Linked DNA regions of Homo sapiens: region 1 is linked to region 2. The links are chromatin loops, found by intact Hi-C in ENCODE. Cell type or tissue: heart left ventricle. All regions are shown on one strand. Links, peaks and the distances in the headings refer to the core of each region. The heading gives the core; the rest is flanking DNA.

Region 1 (11,055 bases), core at 1,338-9,337, 120 kb before region 2:
GGAAGGGTGATTGGTAGCAAACAGAATTGATGGGCCTAGCAAGAGAAGAAGAGACAAATAAAGTCACCTATAATGACTAAAGAATTACCCACCCCTGGAAGCAGCTATTAGGATTATAAGAGCCACCACAGAGCCAATAATGAAAGTCGCTTAAGCCACAAACAATTACAGGCTGGATTCCCTATTATCTCAGGCTCCCCCCACTGAGTGTGTCTGAAAAGAAAAAGTATGACATCAATGCTATAATCTTATATGCTTAAACAGCTCTTCTCTAAGGAAAAGGTCAGTGGTCTGGATGCCTGCCATAGTTCACTCTGCAACTAACTGTGATCCCAGGCTGTCTCTTTCCTATAAAGAGGGGATTGGGTTACGCAGCTGTCAAAGGCCCAAGAAGATCTAAGACTTGATCTAAGCATCAACCCTTGAAAAAGCAACATAGTTCTTCAGGTCATTAAGGAGTGTTTCTCTGCCTCAGAACTCAGCTCAGATTAAAATATTGAAAAAAAAAAAAAAGATGGATACAAACTCACAAAAGTAAATCCTCTACCAAATGCCGCATCTATAAAACACACAGAGACAAAGCCAATTCCAGAGGACTTACTATTAGGACAAAACCCCTACATGTCAGCAAAGTATCCGACTGCTTAAGAGGGAGGCAAAGAGATAATTTTTCTGGCCAGAGTGAACATTCACCCTCTCTCCTGGTTCCAGAAACCACATGCATCAAGTTGGAAACAATGGAAGGAAATCATTTCGAGCATCAGTGGGCCAGTTGAGGCTACATTTGGCCAATTTTATCAGTGTGTTTTCTGGATGAGTGCCATAGGAGATGGGTCTTTGCTTGGGCACATTCCCAACTATTTGCTCGTCTTTGACAGGGTCTAAAACCATGAGGCTAAGGATGCACCGAGAAGCAAGCCTGACTTCAATAACTAGCCATTCACTTCTGTGCCAATTTGTGCACGGGGCAGTAACAAACTCCGGAAACAGATCAGTCCAACTGAGTTGCTATCTAAACCTCATCAAGCCGGGGAAGGGATTTAGTGTTTAACAGAAGAGAAGTCTTCAATGCTTTATTGTTAAAAGAACGGGCCAGAGTAATTTAATGATCATATAACAAACATGCCAAGCAATAAACTGACACATATCAAGAGGATGCCTACTTTAGTACAGGCTTTTTATTTTCTAAAACTTCCTGACTAGATTAATATTTGAAGTTTACGCAAGTTTAACACAGTAGTGTCATCTACAGCAGCACATACAGTATAGTCCTATAGTTCTATTCTTGGATATACTGATAAATCCACATGTCCCCTTACACATTTACCGCTCTGTCCACTGACATTATATAGTGTACCCACCCCACCTCCCACCATCCCCATTCCCAGAGGCCTCTCCTTAGCTCTGTAGCAATAGGAAATGAGTGGAGAGGTGAATCAGGCCGGCCCAGGCTGGCTCTAGACCAGAATATGTGCTCTAGACACGTATGCAGCCATGTCCAGACAACAAACGTATATGTATCCTTTGAAGATATACACAGATATATAGAACCGTAACAGTCAAAACCCAGTATAAAAAAGTGGTCCCCAAATGCCACAGGTGGAAAAGGAAACAGTGGTTCTGTTAAGAGTTACCAGTGAGCTGACTTCATAAAAAAAAAAAAAAAACCTATCTCATCAAGTCCAAAGGTAAAGTTGAAAAATAAAAGTCCAGGATTTCCATTCCAATGCCTAAACAGAATGCTCTTGAATGCCATCAACCGCAGCTTGACTGCATGTAAAAACCATTTCAAAAACTTGGCATCAGTGACCTCCACCATCCACTAGGCAATGATGATCATTTTTCAGACCCACAGGTGAGAAGGGGATACACCCACCCTGCCGTTACCACTTCTCTGCTAACAGTTGCAACATGTATTTTCATAGAAATGTATTTTACATTGCTCATGATTTGAGACAGATTCACTAGTATGACTCGATCTTGAACAAGTTATAATAAAGTGGCATTTTATACAAAATTTAACTCACCAAATTAAAGTACTAATTAGATCTCATTTTATTTGCAAAATTTCCAATAAATGAAAATCCATTGTTTAAGATTTGTTGAGAAAAGCGTGATTTCAAAACTATCTGGTTGAAGGAGCTTTAAACTAGTATTCTGATCTACCGACAAATGCTAGATCCCCTCCAGCTGCTAAGTAGAAATACCAGCCAACCTTTGTAAGGATTCATTTTGAATTAAGCATGGTCTTGAGCAAAGCGTACTTTGAATAAAATGCAACCTAAGTACGGGATAATCTGCATTTAGCTCATTTACACCTTGGTTTCTTCATCTGTAAAATGGGTTTATGCAGACTCAGGGAGATAATCCATGTAAAATGCTTAATGCACGGCCTGGCACACACTAAGTGCTTAATAAATGTTAGCTATTTTTAAAGATGATGTGTTATGTTTGTCTTCCCCTCAACTGAAGCTGTAGAACGTCTCTTCTTCAGAGACCCAATTCTACTTAAGTGTTTTGTAGTTTTGAACCCAGGACTGGCAAACTAAAATAGCTTTCGATGTTTGCGAGTAACAAATGATTGAAGCCAATCCGGTATACATGAGTCAGAACTCTGGTGTGTGTTATGCCACCTACACTGAGGGGACTTGCTGTTATTTTCAATGAGAGCAAATCTTCAGATTTTATGAGAGTAGCAGGCAATCAGATCTTTATGTAAACTCTCCTGAATATTGTTGATCCCAATTTTTTAATCAGGGCTATAAATAAATACACACACACACACACACACACACACACACACACATATATATATATACACACACATATATCAGGCTATATTTTGAGATCACTGTGTGAGGACTTCCAAGAAGTAAAGCTACTTTGAGACAGCTGCTGAGTGGGCACCTTCCCCATCTCTCTCCACCAGACTCAAACACATCCTATCCAAAGACAATGCCTCATCCTGAATGCCATCCACATTCCAATTGCATCCTGACACCTCGCTCCATCAAGTCCTTCCCCCATGTCCACCCAGTACAGAGCAACAGAGGCCCAGGATCCTTCCCTTCTCCACCATAAGGCACAACGACACAGGCACAACAACACAGACAACTAGATGTGTAAAGAGTTGGGGGCTGGGCGCGGTGGCTCACGCCTGTAATCCCAGCACTTTGGGAGGCCGAGGTGGGTGGATCACAATGTCAGGAGTTCAAGACCAGCCTAACCAACATGGTGAAACCCTGTCTCTACTAAAAATACAAAAATTAGTTGGGCATGGTGGCGCACGCCTGTAATCCCAGCTACTCAGGAGGCTGAGGAGGAGAATTGCTTGAACCTGGGAAGTGGAGGTTGCAGTGAGCCGAGATCGCACCACTGCACTCCAGCCTGGGCGACAGAGCGAGATGCTGTCTCAAAAAATATAAATAAATAAATAAGAGTTGGGAGGAAATACATGAGACCATGCACCTTCTTTTGCTTGGAAAAACAGCCAAGCAACTCATCACAATGTAGACTGTGATAGCTGAAGTTTTCTGGCCAGAAATGGGTCTCATTTATATTCGGGTGACAACAGCCTAGGTGACAAACTTGCCAATGTTTTTAGTCAGCTGTGGGTAGAGGAGCTGAAGGCTACACTTCCAGGGCTATTTTTCTAGGTGGTTTATGTTCAGCACATATTTTAACACACGCCTTGACTGTGGCCAGTGAGCAGGGCATCCCCATGATCACATACTTTAGGTCCTGCCTTCATCAAGGCACCCTGCTGATGTAGGGGCCCCATTTGGTAATTCATCTGAGGGAGGGGAAAGGGGATTAGTAGCTGGAACAAAGGCACTATATGTGCTAGCAGCAGCTCTAGATCTGAAATTCTCCTATTTAAAAAGAAAGAAAAACCAAAAAAACGTTTAGGTATTCAAACTGCTATATGCAGGCATACTGGAGGAAAGGCTGGAGAAAAAAAAAAACAAAACCTGAAAGAGACATGCCCTTTACAAGTTTTATTTAAAAAAAAAAAAATCTAAAGACAAATTAAGCCAAAATGTCCAATTCCATTATTTTCCACTTGGCTCTGACAAGGAGTGAGAGAAAAGAACTCAAAAAATCATTTGCAACTTAAATCCGGAGGACATGAAAAGCAAACTGGAATTACTACTTCAACCTTCTATCATCTCCCTTGTTCAGGGATATGTGATCTTCAAGGACATTTTGTGGGATCTACTGTTGTCAAGTAAATTAAATTCCTACAGAACAATGTTCACAGGGCCTCTTTACAAGACGATGGCAACTATGCAAAGCTTTCTCCAAGTTTTAAGAAAATGTCACTGCAAAAGTTCACATTTGCTGCCAGCTGGTCTTATCCTTTATACAGAATTGAACAAAAAAGGTCTCAATGTGATGATGAAGCAGTGCTAACTTGTAAGTATTAAAAGTGCTTTAGAATTTTTAGACATTCAAACTTCACCTAGACGGGCATGAAGAAAATAGTTGTAAGCAAACGTGAGCTCTTAGAAAAGTAAGAAATTTTGTGTAAACTGTCATCAGTTACCTTGGCATCTTGCTGGTCATCTTTGTTGTTGGTTAAGAGCAAGCCTAGCTATTCTATTTCCTGACTTCTAGTGCCTCTAGTTACAGACTGATGTAATAAAATGAGGGGGAAAGAGAAAATACACTTTTGGTGGGCCATAACACAAGCTGTGTCCAGCCACCGTGTTCACCTTTCCAAAGCTTCAGCATCTCACCAGACCATTTGGAAGATTCAGAATACCAGACAAATACCTGTCAGGTAGGTAATCCTTTCAATAAACCCCAAATTATTCATGAAAATGTTTTTTACTACTCTACTTCCACAATGCAGACTACTTCTGCCCTCCTCATTTGTCCTAAATCCACACTAAAAATAATTCCTCTCGCAGAACCTACTTACCCAGAACACTGCTACACATGACCTCTCTCCCAAGGTAGAACAACGGTCATCACATACCTACACCTGAATTTTCTAATATTGTAGAAACTTCAGAACTTCTGAAAATAAAAAATAAGAAGTAATAACCGACTCTCGGTTGCTCTAGTGAAGTGGGTCTGCCCACACCCTCCTGGCCAGGTGAGAGCACCGTGCCTGAATAGCAGAGAATTTACCATTCTCACTTTAAAACCTGTCCTCAGATGAACTTGGTCCTAGCTTCAGGATCATTAACTACCCAGAGCGTGGAAGCATCCATCTAGTTCTCCTGGGTCAGTGATGATAGTTCTACCAGGCACAATAGCCCTTTGAGATTCTTACATTAAAAGGATGTAAGAAATATGCACGCACACACAGAAGTCTGCACGAAATTCTAGGGGGTTCAAAGGCCTCTAAAGTTGAACTGTGCGGGATCAAGATTCTATTCCAGGAGATCCCGCATTTCATGCACGACCTTCTGAGTGAATCGCCCTCCCCCAAGAAGCCACTGAAAGGCTCAGAGGCCAGGAATTTAAGAGACTATTGTCATTCCTTTCTGCATTGTGGTTAATTCTTCTCCTTGGAGGGGATTCAGCCAGAGCCCATGCAATTAGGCACAGTAAACAGGCCCGGCAACATCGCCATATTAATACAGGGTGTTTGGGTTTGGGCAGGCCGCCCTTCCCGTGGAGGACTGGCTCTAAGCCAGCAGGGTGATGGCTGAGTGACAGGGCTACGTGCGCTGCGTGAGGGTGGCAGCCAGCCCACACCCGAGCACACCGCCAGGCAGCCTGAGCTGGGAACGGACACTGGGAACCATCCCCCTCCCCCATCTCTACCCCAGTCACCAGAGAAATGTTTTCAACCGGGCTTCCTCACAATTATAAAATCAGCAAAGGTCAGTCCAGCCCAGGGATAAGGACATCAAGACGCATTTAACCATTTCCTTTCTGATGCCTTTCCCCAAATATTAACAGCTGCTGTTTCCTGAGAATTCATGTAGCCCGGTGGCATTTTGCACATATCTTGTTTAATTTCCTGGTTACTGGGAAGGTGAGCAGCAGTGTGTGCCCTGAGTCACACCGCTCCAAGTCCTTGGTAGAAGTCATTAACCCTAGAAGTTACCCTATGGACCTAGAAGTTATCACAGGTATTTCTATAGAGAAACATAATATTCGACTTCCTTTGATATGAGAAAACAGCCTTATCAGAATAATAAAACATCACCTATGGCTCTCTAAAGGCTTTGAGCATAACAGAGACAAGGAATACTTGTGACTGCAGGCTCATCAGAGAATGGAATATTTGAAATTTTCATCTGAACTTAATCCTAAAGTACTTAAAGAATCCATAACTCAAAATAATTGGTAAGACAAGACTTTAATAATGGATAATATATGAAAAAACGAAGTTACCAATCAAAATGTCATGAAAAATGCCTTGAAACAATCATCTTTTTTTTTTTTTCTTTTTTGAGACGGAGTCTCGCTCTGTCACCCAGGCTGGAGTGCACTGGCGCGATCTCGGCTCACTGCAAGCTCTGCCTCCCGGGTTCAGGCCATTCTCCTGCCTCAGCCTCCCGAGTAGCTGGGACTACAGGCGCCCGCCACCACGCCCGGCTAATTTTTTGTGTTTTTAGTAGAGACTGGGTTTCACTTTGTTAGCCAGGATGGTCTCTATCTCCTGACCTCGTGATCCACCCGCCTCGGCCGCCCAAAGTGCTGGGATTGCAGGCGTGAGCCACCGCGCCCGGCCGAAACAATCTTAAAACAGGAGAAACCTACATATGCATTTCAGCACTTGGAAAAACAGATCTGCTGAATGAAAGAAATGACACACAGCAAGTTAGCGTAGATTAGAACTCATGAAATTCAGTGGCTATATTTATTTACTAAACAAACATTTGTAAAGCATTTACTATGTGCCCAACACTGTTCTGTGTGCTTCACAAATCGGACCTCCTTCACACTCCCTAACAACCGCATGAAGTAGGAACATTATCTCCATTTTACCGATGAGGAAATGGAGGCACAGAGAGCTTAGGTAACTTGCCTTTTTGAACCCAGTTGGTCTGGCTGAAGAGTGTGAGGTCTTAAGACGTGCTTTACCAACTCAGTTTATCTAATGTCTGACATTAGCAAATTCACCCCCACCTCATTTTTGAGGGAACTAAGATCTTTGGTTCTACTTGAAATATTTGACTCCACCTACCTCATCCTTGCCTATCACCCTTCCAGAGTGATAGAAAAATCACAAAATACAAACAATTGCAAGAATTTTTTTAAAAGAGTGTGCTTGGTATTCAGTCTGTAAACTCAAAGATCCAAAGGGGGAATTTTAACAAAGGCAAGAGGCCAAGAAAATTGACCCTACTTGTCCAAGTCATCTTGTCTTTGCTTTGGTTATTCCCAGTGCAGGTCAACCTCAAGCCCACCATAAAATCTCTGTAGCCCCTGCAGGGTCCACATAGGCCTCAAATGCAGTTGTCTTGCCAAAGGCCAGACATTCACCTCCATTCACCATAACAGGAGGGAACTGGTTCCAAAATTTGCTTCAATTCTAGTTCTGGAAAATTAAATATGCTGGTACAAATAATAGGCTATAAATGTGAACTAAAAATCGTTTTTTGTTTTTTTTTTTAGTTTTAGCAATAAATAATCTAATGTCTGATCAACTGACCTCTGACTTTCTTGTTAACAGGGAAACTGTAGGAAGATACGCCACCATCCCTATCTAATCTCTTCTTAATGCATTAACTTTACTCAATGGTTCTCAAACTTTAGCATGTATGAGATCACCTGGAGAACTTGTGAATTTCTAACTCAGGAGGTCTGGGGAGAAGATGAAGAATCTGCATTTACTGCATGTTTCCAGATAATGGTGATGCCTCTTATCCAGGGACCACAGAGAACCACAGCCCTTATATGGCAAAGTCGAGAGTTTTTGTGCAATGCCTCACCCTAAATGATAAAGGTAAAGAGGAATTAGTCAACTGCACTAGTTAATTTGGGGAGCTGAAAGTGGGTGGGTAGAGCAGTAATGAGGAGAATTACTCTGGCAGTTTCTGGCATCAGCTTTGCAGTGTCATTCCCGAAGCTGGCAGGAAACTTTCCAATTGTAACTTTCTAGCATTGCTGTTTTGTGCTGGGCTCTGCCTCTGAGGATTACTGTCATATCAGCGCTGGGGTTGAATGTCGGTGCGAGTCTGCTCTCTCCAGGAATCAAATAAAAGGCACTGAAAGCAACTATTTTCCTTCTCAAATGGAAATGTCATCTCAATGTTAATTCCTTATAATCCTAGAAGTAGACATACAGTATTATTGTGCCTATGTTATAGATGATGAAAGTGGGCTCAGAGAACTGACTTGCCCAAGATCATAGGAAGATGAAATAAAATCTGAAGTGTCCATCCTAGTGTCAAGTGGTAGGTGCTGACCAAATTTAAGTTCAAAAATGAAAACAAGTATCTAACTCATCCATAAAGAAGTGGAAATGGAGGACCATGAAACTTGCCAGGGGCTGAGCTAGGACCAGAACCTGGGGCCCTAAGCCTCGTGGCCCTGGCGTCTCTGAGCCAGACCTGTAGGTATGAGCTGCCAGGATCCAGGTGTGACTCGGGTATTTCTAGGGTGAAACCTAGGATTTCGAAACTGAGAAAAAAAAAAAACTTACAAAGCTAAGGTCCTCCATTGAGATGGTCTCACATAACATGTCACTCTAATAAAATATTTAAATACTTAGGCATCGAATTAGAGACTAAGCTGCAGCCACCCATCTTCCCCCGTCATTCCCCTCTATCCCCCCCAAAAAAAATTCTAGCTTTTTTTTTAACATTCAAATATCCATCAAAATCAAAGTTCCTTTTGAAGATGAAATTAAGCCAACAAGCACCTATGAAGTATAAGGGACTGTTCTAGGCACTAAAAGTATATACAAAGCTTAACAGTCTCTGCATTCAAGGAATTTCTAAGCACACGGTGGACAGCATAAACAGCCCAATAAATCCATGTACTGGGCAGCCTGGATTGAGCCACGACAGAGTTCTGGGGAGCAGAAGGGAAGACTTCAGGGAACAGGCACTAGAAGGCGGTAGAGATGGATTTTTGATGAGTGGAAGACAATGGGGAAGCTCATTATGCCTGGCAAATTAGTTTCTAGCATTTCAGGGACTGGGAGGAAAGGAAGGCAGTGGTGGGAAATTAAGTGTAGAAAGGTCAGATGTGGTCAGATGTAGAGGGCTGTCAAAGCTGGCTAAGTTTACAGTCTTTACAGTGTTGTATAGTAGATAATGAAGAAGGAGCATGGTTGGATTTTTGGATTATTTTGTTTTAAGCACAGAGACTACATGATTAGAATTGGAATTGGGACTACTACACTCTAGCAAAAGTACATAAAATGGATTACAGGAAGAACAAGAACCAACGGCAAGTGATTTATGGTTACAGTAAGTTACTTTAAAAAACTTCCCCCCTCAAGGATTTTTCTACTAAGAAAGGGCCCCTCAAGGATTTTTCTACTAAGAAAGGAAAGAAAGTTTAGTTAAAAAAAAAAAAAAGACAACTTGAGGTTCTATAGTGAACCTAAAAAGTAAAACTAAACAAAGAAAGCACAATAGGCCCTTCTCTAGCAATACTGCATGTTCTTGCCTGAATCTTCAATATTTTGTGTTTAAAAGGGGTTTTGTTGGCCTGGCCTGGTGGCTCACACCTGTAGTTTCAGTACTTTGGGAGGCCTGGGCAACATGGCAGAACCCCATCTCTATAAAAATAAATAAAAGGGTCCCAAACAGTATATCCTTACAGCTTCCAAGCAATGCTCAAATGAAATTATCCTGACAACTTCAAAAAGATGGAACTTCAGGGTCTCACATTAGAATAAAAAATAGATGTTATTGACACCTGGAATTGAGTTTTTCATTTTGTTTTCTTCCCACTGACAAAGAATTGAGGTTACTATCATATTATTTGATTCTTTGTATTCTGGAATTATTTTTGTATGGCAACAATAAGTATTTTGGCCTCATTTTGTAAAGAAAAACTAATGTTTAATATAAGATAGGCACATGTACTCCAGAACTTGAGAATCATTGTACCTTCTAAAGAATCAAAAATTAGCTTGATTTAATAAGGAGGTATTGACACTGTACTGAACACGGAGAACACTAAGTAACAAGGTACCAAATGAATCCAATACAAGATGTGAAAGCCTGCATTATACACCAGCAAACCCAGGGTCTGTAAGGCTGGGATTGTGTTAGGACCGGGGCAGGAAAACGTAGTCACTACAGACTCACCAAAAACAGGGACAGAAACTCACCCACAAATCAATATCAAAACAAGATGCAAAATTAAAGTAAATGTCATACCGGTTTAAGATGGAAATAATCGAGAGAAAGGGGGTACAAATTCTATGTATAATTAACCAAGACAACTAATCTTGCTTGGCAAACAGACACATAGCACTGAATCTGAGCCCAATCAACGGCTCCTGGCAATCTGCCAAAGCTGAACTCCTTAGTCTGGCACCATCAAATGATTTGTCTGTTGTATTTACAATTCCAGTGCCTCTGGATTCAGCTACCCACTGGGCACCCCTGGCAGATGCCCAGCAAAATAGATCTGAACTATCATTACTGTCAGAACATGTGCATTTGACAAACACTAGAGAAAAGCGACACCCGTTTCTTAGAGCAATATCACTTAACAACTACAAAGTGCTGCTACCAAGGAATTGTGGAGTCTGTTGCCGTAATAATTAACAAAAAGTTAATAACCTTCTCCATAATGTTAACCTGCAAGCTACTTCTTGGTCTTCAGTGGGCACAGATCAAAATGTAATTTAATTTACCTAGGGCTGCAAAGTTGGGTCAAAAGCAGAGGCCTTGCCAAACCAAACATGGCCCACAGGTGAGCAGCCTTCCAAGCTTTATCCGGAAGTACACAAGATGCTGGCAGTGCTTAAACTCTGCTCATTAGAGGTTGGGTAGAACGCCACCCTGACCTTTAAGCTTCCTCAGAGAAATCTTTCATACATGGTGTGTTCTTGGGATAGGGTCATAAAATGGAGGGCTGTTTGTTACTTATGAAATTACAAGTTTTTCCAGGAGATTCAGGAAT
Region 2 (11,055 bases), core at 1,306-9,305:
CCAGAGGATCAGGTCCCCTTGCTCCCCATGGCCCCCCAAAACTTGTAGCCTATATAGGAGACTAAAGATTAAATATGCAGTTACAAATGAACAATGAACATTCCAATAAGGGAAATACAGGAGCTGTCAGAACACAGCTCTCACATTACACAATAGATGTAAAATGAGCTCTATGTCATTTATGCTAAATGTCAAGACACAGGAATTAAGCACTTCCACAATAAAAATCTAGGTGGATACCTCAGTAGAGCAGATTTTTATGTTGGTGGTAGTTTCCAAAGTTAGCACATAACTGAAAGCAGTCACTTGAAAAAAAATCCCTTAAATTATCCATAAAATAGTGTATACATGGTTTTCGTGTACAAGTATGCATTGCTGTGTGTATGTAAATACGTAATAATCTACACAACAGATAATTGACAAAGAATAAATATGCAAAATATAAGTTTACAGATTTTACTACACAGAAGAAACCAAAAGTGAAATTAGAAAAAGTTTGCAAAATCAATGTTCTAAAAACTTCCAGTGGAAATGCATGTTTTGTTTTGATAACAAATTCTAAAGGGCCAGGACACAGCTGCAAGGCCAAGCACATTCACACTCTTCAACCACCCTGGGCTTTTTAAAAGTGTGAATAAAGGCAGTAGCTTCAGAAAATCATTCTTTGGTTCTCTTAGTTGTTAGACTTCTGTAGGAGCCTGTCAATCTTACAGAGTATTAATAGAAAGAAAATTACCACCCCACCCCACCCCCCCCCCCCGCAAAAAAAACCTTATTGCCTTTTATTTTTGGACAGGTTATGGAATCACAAAATCTCAAGGTTGTAAGGGAACCGAAAGAGCACTGGTCCAACCTGTCATCATATGTTTCAATCCCTCCCAAGGGATCAAACAGTCTCTACTTAGATATTTCCAGTAGCTAGAAACTACCCCTTCCATCTTAGAACACCTCCAGCAGTAATTTAAATGCACAATTGCTTCAAAAATTTAATACATCAAAATTATGTGTTGCAGGAAGATCTTCCTGGCAGGGATTCACTTTAAAAGTATTATGAAGAATTTACTCTGCAATATTCTTAGTGTATAAAAGGGTCATACAGACTAATAAGAAAATCGCTAAGATCTCAATAGATAAGAAAAAATGTAAATCATCACATTTGTATTTAAAAGTTCAGTCAGCTGGGCGCAGTGGCTCACTCCTGTAATCTCAGCACTTTGGGAGGCCGAGGTGGGCGGATCACCTGAGGTCGCGAGTTTGAGACCAGCCTGACCAACATGGAGAAACCCCATCTCTACTGAAAATACAAAATTAGCTGAGTGTGGTGGTGTGTGCCTGTAATCCCAGCTATTTGGGAGGCTGAGGCAGGAGAATCACTTGAACCCAGGGGGCAGAGATTGTGGTGAGCCGAGATTGTACCATCGCACTCCAGCCTGGGCAACGAGAGTAGAACTCTGTCTCAAAAAAGAAAAGGTCAGTCTACCTAATTTAATAGGCAAAAAATTATCCCACATTTTAATCCATTAAATAACAAAGGTCAAGACACATTGCACCAAAAAAGCAGTGAGATATAAACTGATGGTAGAACTGTAGATTGCTACAACTTTTATGTATTTCATTTTGGCAATATTCATTTGTCAAAGAATAAGCCTAGAGGTTTGTTGTCGTTGTTGTTGTTTCATCACAGCTGAGTCTACTAATTTACCAGGCAAGGGAACACAAACCAAAACAGAAATTTGCAATGTATCCCTGTTAGGGAAATGTCAGGGGTTGCTTTTTAAGTGCTGGAGAGAAGTGCCTGATGATTATTCTAGTTAAGCATTGACAACTAGCATTCTAGACAGTCAGTCATTTAAACAAGTGTCACTGTCTGTGGTCAGGAAAGAGTTTTCAATCAGGTCCTGTGTGTGGGTGGGGCCCGGGGGGGTTCCTTAAAGTTAATGGTCAGCTTTAGCAGGTTAGAACCAGCTGGGATAAAACACAGTCTTTAGTTTTGATATTCCTAAGCAAGAAGGGAAATTTCTTCCTTGTTTTCTTCACTCATTCAACAATGCACATTAAGGCTGGGCACGGTGGTTCACACCTGTAATCCCAGCACTTTGGGAGGCCCAGGCGGGCAGATCACTTCAGATCAGGAGTTTGTGACCAGCCTGGCCAACATGGTGAAATCCCATCTCTACTAAAAATACAAAAAACATTGGCCAGGCATGGTTGTACGAGCCTGTAATCCCAGCTACTCGGGAGGCTGAGGCAGGAAAATCTCTTGAACGCAGGAAGCGGAGGTTGAAGTGAGCTGAGATCTCGCCACTGCACTCCAGCCTGGGCAACAGGGTGAGACTCCGTCTCAAAAAACAAACAAACAAACAAACAAAACATGCACACTAAGAACCATCTCCATGCTGGACACTGGTAATACAGCAGTAAAGCAGGCAGAGATAGTTCCTGTCTTCATGGAAATTGCCACCAAGTAATGTGATCTTGTCATGAAAATGTTTATATTATTAAACCTAAAAATTTCACTTTAGGAAGCTTATGTTAAGGAGATAATAAGCTGGTCAAATATTTATACACAAATATATTCATTGGAGTATTGCTTAAGCCAAAAAACAGAGACAACCTAAATTTCCAACAGTAAGGGAATTGCTTAAAAAATACATAATACATTCATAAATTGACTATAAAAGGTTTAATGACATGGGAAATGTGTACGATATAATATTAAGCAAGGCAAATAATATTTTCAAGACATAGAATGTGGCCTCAATTATATTAGACATTATATAAAATAAACTTTTAAAATACTTGGTTGCTGATCATGGTGGCTCACATCTGTAATCCCAGCTCTTTGGGAGGCCAAGGCAGGCAGATTGCTGGAGTCCAGGAGTTTGAGACTGGCTGGCTAACGTGGTGAAACCCTGTCTCTACAAAAAATACAAAAATGAGCTGGGCATGGTGATATGCACCTGTAGTCCCAGCTACAGGTCTGGCTAACATGGAGACACCCTGTCTCTACAAAAAATACAAAAGTTAGCTGAGCATGATGATATGCACCTGTAGTCCCAGCTACTCTGGAGGCTGAGGTGAGAGGATGACTTGAGCCCAGGAGGTCAAGGCTACAGTGAGCTGTAATCACACCACTGCATTCCAGCCTGGGCAACAAAGCAAGACCCTGTCTCAAAAATAAAATAAAATAAAACAAAATGAAATACTTCGAAAGAAATATACCTCAAATGCTAACATTTTATTGGTGTATGAATGTTGTATTACGGGATTTTTTTTTTCTTCTTTATATTTTAGTGTATTCACTTTTATGAGAGTTTGTATTAATTTTATAATCTAGAAAGAATTTGGCAAACATCCCCTCTGAAAAAAAAAATCAGAACAAAAACTACCCCCAAATAGGGAAAACTCTACAAATGGCTTAACTGTGTATACAGTCAAGATCCTATAACCTAGGTCTCTGTATCTAAAGGCAGAATTTACGTGTGAATTAATCTCATTTTTGTTTCTGCTGACTCCATAGAAACTGTGCTCTCCATGGCTTCCTCAAGATGAGCAAACAAGAGTGATACAGATTTTTCTGAGATGGACAGTGCCTCTCACTGACCCCGCCCCCAGTATCCTACGACCAAGGAAAAGAATCTCATGTGTCATTTCTGTGGGCCACGGTAGTTAAGGAAACTCCATGTATTTTCATCTGGAGCCTCACAGCAACCCTGACAAGTGGCTAAGTGGGGACAATGTGAAGCTCGGCTGCCCTTCCCCAAGGCCCTGGTCTTGACAGTCCTCAGGGGCTGGAGGCCCCCCTCATCCATGTCCCCACAAGATTTCTGTCCATGGCACCCAAGGACCCACTCAAATGGTCTTGAATGGACCTGAGGAAGACTGGCGAGTTATTGGTTTTATAAGCACAGTTGTGTCCGTTTACATCTACCAGAAGGTACAGGGATATGGCGAGAGTGAGAAGACGTGACACCTGTTAATACAAACTCTCCCCTTTAACTTGTCTTTCCAGAGAACACAGAATGGGAGACACCGCTAAAACAGGCCACGTTAGCACTAGAACTGATAAACTGAGAGCTAGGTTCTAGATAGAAAAGTTACGATGAAACATCCTCATCATTGTCAACAGATGAATATCTAAACCTCAGCTTTGATGTCCTCTGCCAAATGGATTGGATGATGCCTGCCCTTGCCACTCCACGGGGTCTTTGGGGATGAACTGAGCTACAATGGCGAGGGAGCGGGTGGGATACTAACTGGCCCTTCCCCTAGATAGGAGGCCATCAAGTGCAGAGCCAGAGACCGGCCCTGGGCCTCCGCAGGCTCCCCCGGAGCCAAAGAGAGGCCAAACCGAAGCGCCCTGCCCAAGGCCGCCCTAACGCGACTCTGGCCGCTCCTGCCTAGCAGATACCGGCTGGTGCCCTCGCTTCGGATGCAAGATCCCAGCTCTGCTGCAGCTTTCGAGCCGGAGGGACAATCGAAATGATCAAAAATGCCCGGCGGGCAGCCTTGGCGAGCGCGCGGCGGGGCGCGGGGTGAAGTCTCGCCAGGGCGCGCCGCGGCGGACACCGAGCCACACGCACTGTGCCTGCGCCCGCGGCCGCCCCGAAGGTAGTCGGTAACTGCGGCGGGCGGCGGCCGGGGCTGGACAGCCAGCCCCGCCCGGCAGGCTCGCAGCTCACGTAGCGCTAGCGTGAGTCAGCGCGTTCCAGCGCAGCCCCGGGCCGAGGGAGGGCTCCCGCGCGCAGCGCCAGCAGCCCGCACGTACCGGCCCCGGGAGGGGGCGCCTAGGTGGTTCCACTCGCGGGTGCCCTGTGCCCTGCAGTGTCCCCACGCCCCAGGTTGTCCCCCTCGAAAGCCACGTGGGCGTGGGGCTCGCCTTCCCTGGGCGGAGTCCCCATCGGTGCCTGCCCGCCCGGAAGTAGGGGCGCGAGGGTGACGGGCAAGACCGAGCCCGGCCCGTGATTCTTCCTCAGCCGGAGCTCGACCTTCTCCTTGTCCCTTGCGTTTCCTTTCTTTGAACCACACACTCGCTCGCTCACGTTTGTCCCGACTAAGTTGCCCCCGGCCCCCGCAGCTGTCATGAAGATAGATGGAGAGGTAGCTGCGAGAGCCCAGCCTCGGCGGGTGGTGCCCAGGGCGGACTGGGGAGACTAAAGACAGTAAAGGGCGGGTGGGACTCGAGTCCTCTATCCACCTAATCTCACATGCAGTGGGACTTATCATTCCAGTCGGTCTGCATTTCCTCAAATCTGCACCTGTTTAGTTACGACAACCAGCTTTATAAAAGGAAGCGGCCTACGTGCCTGACAGCTGAATGACGGAATTAGAAGTCATTCTCTACTAAATGTGTGAACATAGCAGGACCTCCGCTTAAGTTCTAGACCTACAGGGTTGCAAGTCTGGGCCTCCTGGGGGCAGGAAAAAATTCCAAGTCCTCCTTTGCCCCTCGGTAAAATGTTCTTTCACAAATTAGAGCCAACGGCACATCTGTGATGTGCCTATGTCACTTTTTCAAAGCCTTGCTCAGGGGTTGGAATGTCGTGGAGAGGGAGACGAGGTGGGTGCTTATGAAGGGAAAGAGATACATGGGGAAGGGGGAGAGGAAACGTTGATTAGGAAAGGAGCTTGCAGTCATGAGTAAAGTGACTGACAGAACGTTATTGAGCCTGTCATGGAGATCAGGCACTATTTGGGCACCAGTGACGCAAAATAAGTGGCTCCCCGTGGTCCCTGCTCTCAGGGTTACAGATGAGTGGGAGATATTAACTAAGTAGACAGTGAAACATGAGGAAGACTTAGTATGACGGTTCAGCACCCAGACTTGGGAACCAGGCTGTGCAGGTTCTGATGCTGGCTCTGCAATTTACAGACCGTGTGATCTTAGCCAAGTGAGTACCCCCATCTGTCCTCACCTTCTTGTTTTGGAAAATAAAAATGGTGAAAACGACTTACTTTTTAGGACATTTCAGAGGTCTAAATACATTAATACAAGCAGAGCACTGGAATTCAGTAGGCACCGAATAAATCTTGTTAATAGAATAAATGGAGGAGATACAGGCAGGGGCTGCCAAGCACAGCAGAGCAGGCTGTATGCTGTACAACTCCAGAAGACACGTTCGTAGAAGTGAATGGAGCTTTCTGGAACTGTGCAGTGTGGTGGTCCTGAGTATGAGTGATGTCTATTTTAGCATAGTTCATAATAGGAAAAAATGGAAAATTCAAATGCACTTATCTATAAATGTGGTATGTTCATACAGTGGAGTACTATTAGAGCTATTAAAAGGGATCAGCTGCATCTATGTGTATCAAAATCTCAAAAGTATATTGAATGAAAAACAGCAAGTTGCAAAATGATACATGCAGCATGATGCCATTTATAGAAAGAAAATGTACATACACACAAAAAATCCCATATATATATATATATATATATATATATATATATATATATATATATGCTGGAAAAATACACACCAAACTTAAAGCTGTCTTTGAATGGAAGGGGAGGAATTCAGATTTGAAATGGTAGTCATAGGAATTTAGCTTATTCTCATATTGTAATAATTGTTTCAAAGAACAATGTGCTTATATATCATGCAGTTTTTTATTTTAAGGAATAGATATAAAATAAAACTAGAAGCAAATATGTCAACACTGGCTAACTGTGGGTTGCTGGAATATGAGTAATCATTATTTTTTCATTTGTACTTTTCTGAATATTCAAATTAAAAATAATTACAACCTTGCAGGTCAAGTGCTATGCTAAAGGTGTAAAAGGGATGGGCCTGGAGAGCATGTCTCGGGTGAGGCTACGCTTGTACACCCACAATCTTCGGTCACAACAGAGAATGGAGCAAGCTCCCCAAGACCCCTCTGCTCTAACCCCACCCTGGGGCGGGCTGGGTGCCTCTGGAATGCCATGGCTGGCCAGGGTTTCCAGACCAGGGCTGTCCTGAGCATGATGCTGCTGGCGACCATGCTTTGCAGGTTCTTCTTTCAATCCTTACCCTCCCTAAAATATGGCGTTCTGGTTGGTGCCTGAGGGGGAAACACCAGATGATAGTAGAACCCTTGAGGACAGGGAACCATCCATGCTCTACAAGTGGGTCACCTACAATTCTGAAAATTAACTGAGTCATTGAATTCAACGCAGCAAGTAAATGGTAAAGGTGGAAATGGAAACCATATCCACCTTATATCTATGAATGTCTACTATTCTCTGCCTCTGTGCAGGACCCTTTCACAGGTGTTGTCCTCTTTTGGAGCAGCTCAATGAATTGGTCAAGATTCCAGGCTTTGTAGTTGCTCAGACCTAGGCTCGAGTAGCCAATGACTACAATTTAGGGCAAATCACTCAGTTTCTCTGACTCTGTTTCCTCTTCTGTGAAATGGGGATAACAGTGGTGCTGGGGGAACGGAATAGATAATATATGCAAAGCACTTAGTACAGTGGCCTCCCCAGGGATCCCCCAGTAAATGGTGGTTAGGTGTCCATCAGGAAGTGGGATCTTTTGATAACAGATGGATCCTGTTTTAAAAAGGAGATTTTTTTTTTCTTATCCTATAACTATCCTTTACCCTAGTAAAGGGTTAAATCGCTGTGTAGGAAAAGAATGAAAGCCTGTGTCTCTCAGTGAGGTGGGACTGAGCTTGAAATTGACATTCTACAAGAGTTTGACTAGGAACTGTTGTTTGGAGAAGCCCACCCTGCCCCACTTAAAAAAAACCAGTGGTGTTTTTGTTTCTTAATAGCTAAATCTACCCACTGAAAGCCCCAAACAGGATTCTCTTACATTTAAAAAATTAGCCTGACACACCAGTGCCTTCTGAAAGAAGCCGTCCGAGCTTTTAAGTCAAACACACTAAGAATTCCTTCTTTCTCTCTTGTTTGCTTTCTCTCCCTGGCACCCATAGACAAAAGATGTCTCAGGGATTTTTAACTCAGTTATGCTGAAAATCCAAGATTTAAACCTGATTCCCAGCTGCTCCTTTAGAACGTGTTGCACGAGAGATGTTGTTTAGTCCAACTAGCTGTGGGGAGGGGTAAACACACACTGCTGGATGGTGGGACGTGCAGAACGTCAGGGGAACATAACCAAACAGAGTTAAGCATGTGCTGTGACTAATAGAGGACAGCCTGGGGTGTGTCTGTCGTGAGAGAAATCACCTCCCCACTGGGCCCCAGTACCTGAGAGAGGCCAGGAAAATAGCATCTGATTCCCAGGCAGTGTTTATCCTGCCAGGCTGCATGTGGCTTCAGTTATCACAGCCATGCTCTTCTGAGTTGCCTCCTGTATTGGTTCTGGAAGGGGTGCTGCCACAGAGGGTCTATGCAATCTCTCCGGGTGAGCCCCATATCAAGGAAGCCAGGAGCCTACCGCAGAGCAGGACAGAACACTCCCACATCCCTGGCCCTGGCCTGAGCAGAGATGTCCAGACACTTCCCCAGGCACCTGCAACCCAACACTCCTCCCTGTCCTTTCAACACGGTTTGGCTGGGAGTATAGGGAGGCTCCCAGCAAAGTCACCATGACTGGCACGAGTAACCTTACCTGCATGTTCCAGGACAGCACTAACCCCTTCAACAAATGCAGTTTGTTGTATTTTTCAAAGGAGAACAAATTTTACTGGTGGTGGAGATTGCATTTTTCATGTGCGTTTTTGCTGGTATAGAAATAATACATATAGGTTGCAAAAAGAAACTTGGATGAAATAGAAATATACGAAGAAGGAAGTATCATCACTCCTGTACAGCGTTGAATAGTGCTCCCCCATGATTTATGTCCATCCAGAACCTGTGAAAGTAACCTGTGAATGGAAATAGGATTATTGCAGATGTATCAAATTAACATGAACCCTGAATCCAGTATTACTGGCGTTCTTACGAGAAGAGGAAAATTTGGACACAGGCACACAGGCAGAATGCCAGGTGATGACAGAGGCAAAGAATGGAATACTGCAGCTACAAACCAAGGAGCACCAGGGATTGCCGCAAACCACCAAAAGCTAGGAAGAAGCAAGGAAGGATCCTCCCCTGGAGGCTTCAGAGGGAATATGACCCTGCCAACACCTTGATTTCAGACTTCTAGCCTGCAGAATTGTGAGATAAATTTCTGTAATTCCAAGTTACCCAGTTTGTGGTAATTTATTAACCAGCCCTAGAAAACTGATACAGCCCCTAAATCCACCAATCAAAGTTACACACTGTTTACATTTTAATATATGTCCTTCAATTCTTTCTATAATGCATCTTATAAAGTCGGTGTCGTTTCGAGGTGGGCAAGTCTATGCAAACCTACCCCAAAGTCGGAGGAAGCTGAGAGGCTAAAGAAACAGGCTGACAAATCCAGTTTCTTAGGAAAAAATATTTAATAAGGACTTTTTTTTTCTTTTGAGACAGAGTCTCACTCTATTGCCCAGGCTGGAGTGCAATGACACCATCTTGGCTCACTGCAACCTCTGCCTCCTGGGTTCAAGCAATTCTCCTGCCTCAGCCTCCCGAGTAGCTGGGATTACAGGCCTGCGCCACCATGCCTAACTAATTTTTGTATTTTTAGTACAGATAGGGTTTCACCATGTTGGTCAGGCTGACCTCAGGTGATCCACCCACTTTGGCCTCCCAAAGGGCTGGGATTACAGGTGTGAGCCACCGCACCCAGCCTTAATAAGGACTTATGAACAGAAGCCACGTCTCCAGCCATGGTGGATCCCAGCACCATCCCCCAGAGCCAGGGATTACATACAGTAGGGGAGGGGCACAAGTGCTGCAGAGGACATGCCTAGAAATTTGCCCTAAGGGCAGGATTTATGACAAGTGGGTGTTCTTAAACAAGGTACAAGAGATAAGCTGGAAATCTCAGAAGGTTTCCCAGAACTGGGGTTATTCAGAAGCCAACATGGTGGATTAGCATCCGAGGAATTGCTTTGGCCTCCACAGGTGTCCAGTTGCCTTCGTCTGGGAAAATTTCAGCTACAGTTCTAATTGACTTCAGGCAGCATCTACTGCTTTTCCAAATAACTAAGTAGCTGGGAGAATACTGAGGAATGCGCCCTGAGTCCTCCCACCATACCCCCAAACTCAGAGCCGGAGGTCTTAGACATCTAAGGTGATGATGTCCCTGCCATCACCTCCAGGTGACTGTGCAAATTATTCTGGGAGGAACTCTTTCAGGTGGCCTTACTGGCTGATGCATCCAGCAGGGAATATGTGCCAATCACACTTCTCTACCCTCATGTTCTAGGGCAGTGACAACCTCAGCCATGGAACCTCCTTGTCCTGAACTTTCCCCAGCTCCAAAAGGAGAAGGTCAACCGCAGGCTAGATTTCTCTACTGGGACAGATCACTGACACTCAGCTGGATTTGTCCTATACTAGCCAGGTGCCCGGTCACCTACCTTTGAAACCTCAGCAATAGTTTTCACTCTTCTCTCTCCTTTTCCTTTTACTCCAACCCTTCTCCCCAAATCTAAGTAAATGTCAAGTTCTGAAATCCCTGTGTAACATTTCACAAATTCATCCTCCTTCCATGGCTACCCTAGCCTGGGCTCCAGATCAAGGTCAACGTCAACAGTGATAATTCATGTGAATAGTATGTACTCTTGATATGATGTGATGAAAATAGCAGCTACCATTTGTGGTCTGCCTGTCTAAAACCATAACCCAAATCTAATGAGGAAAACACTGGACAGATCCAAGTTGAGGAATATTCTACAAAAGATCCCACCATTACTCCTCAAAACAGTCAAGATCATCAAAAATAAGAAAAGTTTCAAAAACTCACAGCCAAAAGGAGCCTAAGGAGACGTAATGACTAAATTTAATGTGGTATCCTGGGTGGATCTTGGAACAGAAAAAAGGACATCAGATAAACACCAAGAAAACCTGAATAAAGTGTGGACTTTAGTTACTTACATCATTATTTGGTTTATTAAGTGTGGCAACTGTACCATACTAATGTCAGACACTAATACTAGGAGAAACTGGGTGCAAGGTGTATGGGAACTCTGTACTATCTTTGCAATTTATCTATACATCTAAAACTGTGCTTAGAA

What was found. Hi-C counts contacts between places; a loop is a spot of excess contacts. Peaks named below come from ENCODE experiments on the same cell type or tissue, not always from the same donor. Only the 100,000 strongest peaks of a DNase experiment are listed, where the experiment ranks them.
Region 1: a loop joins it to region 2, with 2.4 times the contacts of the local background. A loop is called at or near these places in 17 of 110 quality-filtered maps.

The regions. Positions count from the first base shown.
Region 1 is chr14:33,932,816-33,943,870 of GRCh38, forward strand. All of the region lies in intron 1 of EGLN3 (egl-9 family hypoxia inducible factor 3), which reads right to left. Among named protein-coding and RNA genes, the nearest start is that of EGLN3, 13 kb to the right of the region's middle. RefSeq lists enhancers at 5,149-6,120, 5,751-5,820. In heart left ventricle, for the core only: no CTCF peak of the experiment used is centred there; a DNase peak (open chromatin) is centred at 5,666; H3K4me3 peaks cover 977 bases; H3K27ac peaks cover 4,821 bases.
Region 2 is chr14:34,055,612-34,066,666 of GRCh38, forward strand. EGLN3-AS1 (EGLN3 antisense RNA 1) reads left to right here. Exons shown (of 3, transcript NR_184209.1): 3 at 3,521-6,751. All of the region lies in intron 5 of LOC102724945 (a long non-coding RNA gene), which reads right to left. Among named protein-coding and RNA genes, the nearest start is that of EGLN3-AS1, 21 kb to the left of the region's middle. RefSeq lists an enhancer at 4,206-4,707 and a silencer at 4,606-4,965. In heart left ventricle, for the core only: a CTCF peak has its summit at 4,771 (motif pointing right); DNase peaks (open chromatin) are centred at 4,740 and 8,418; H3K4me3 peaks cover 1,392 bases; H3K27ac peaks cover 4,272 bases.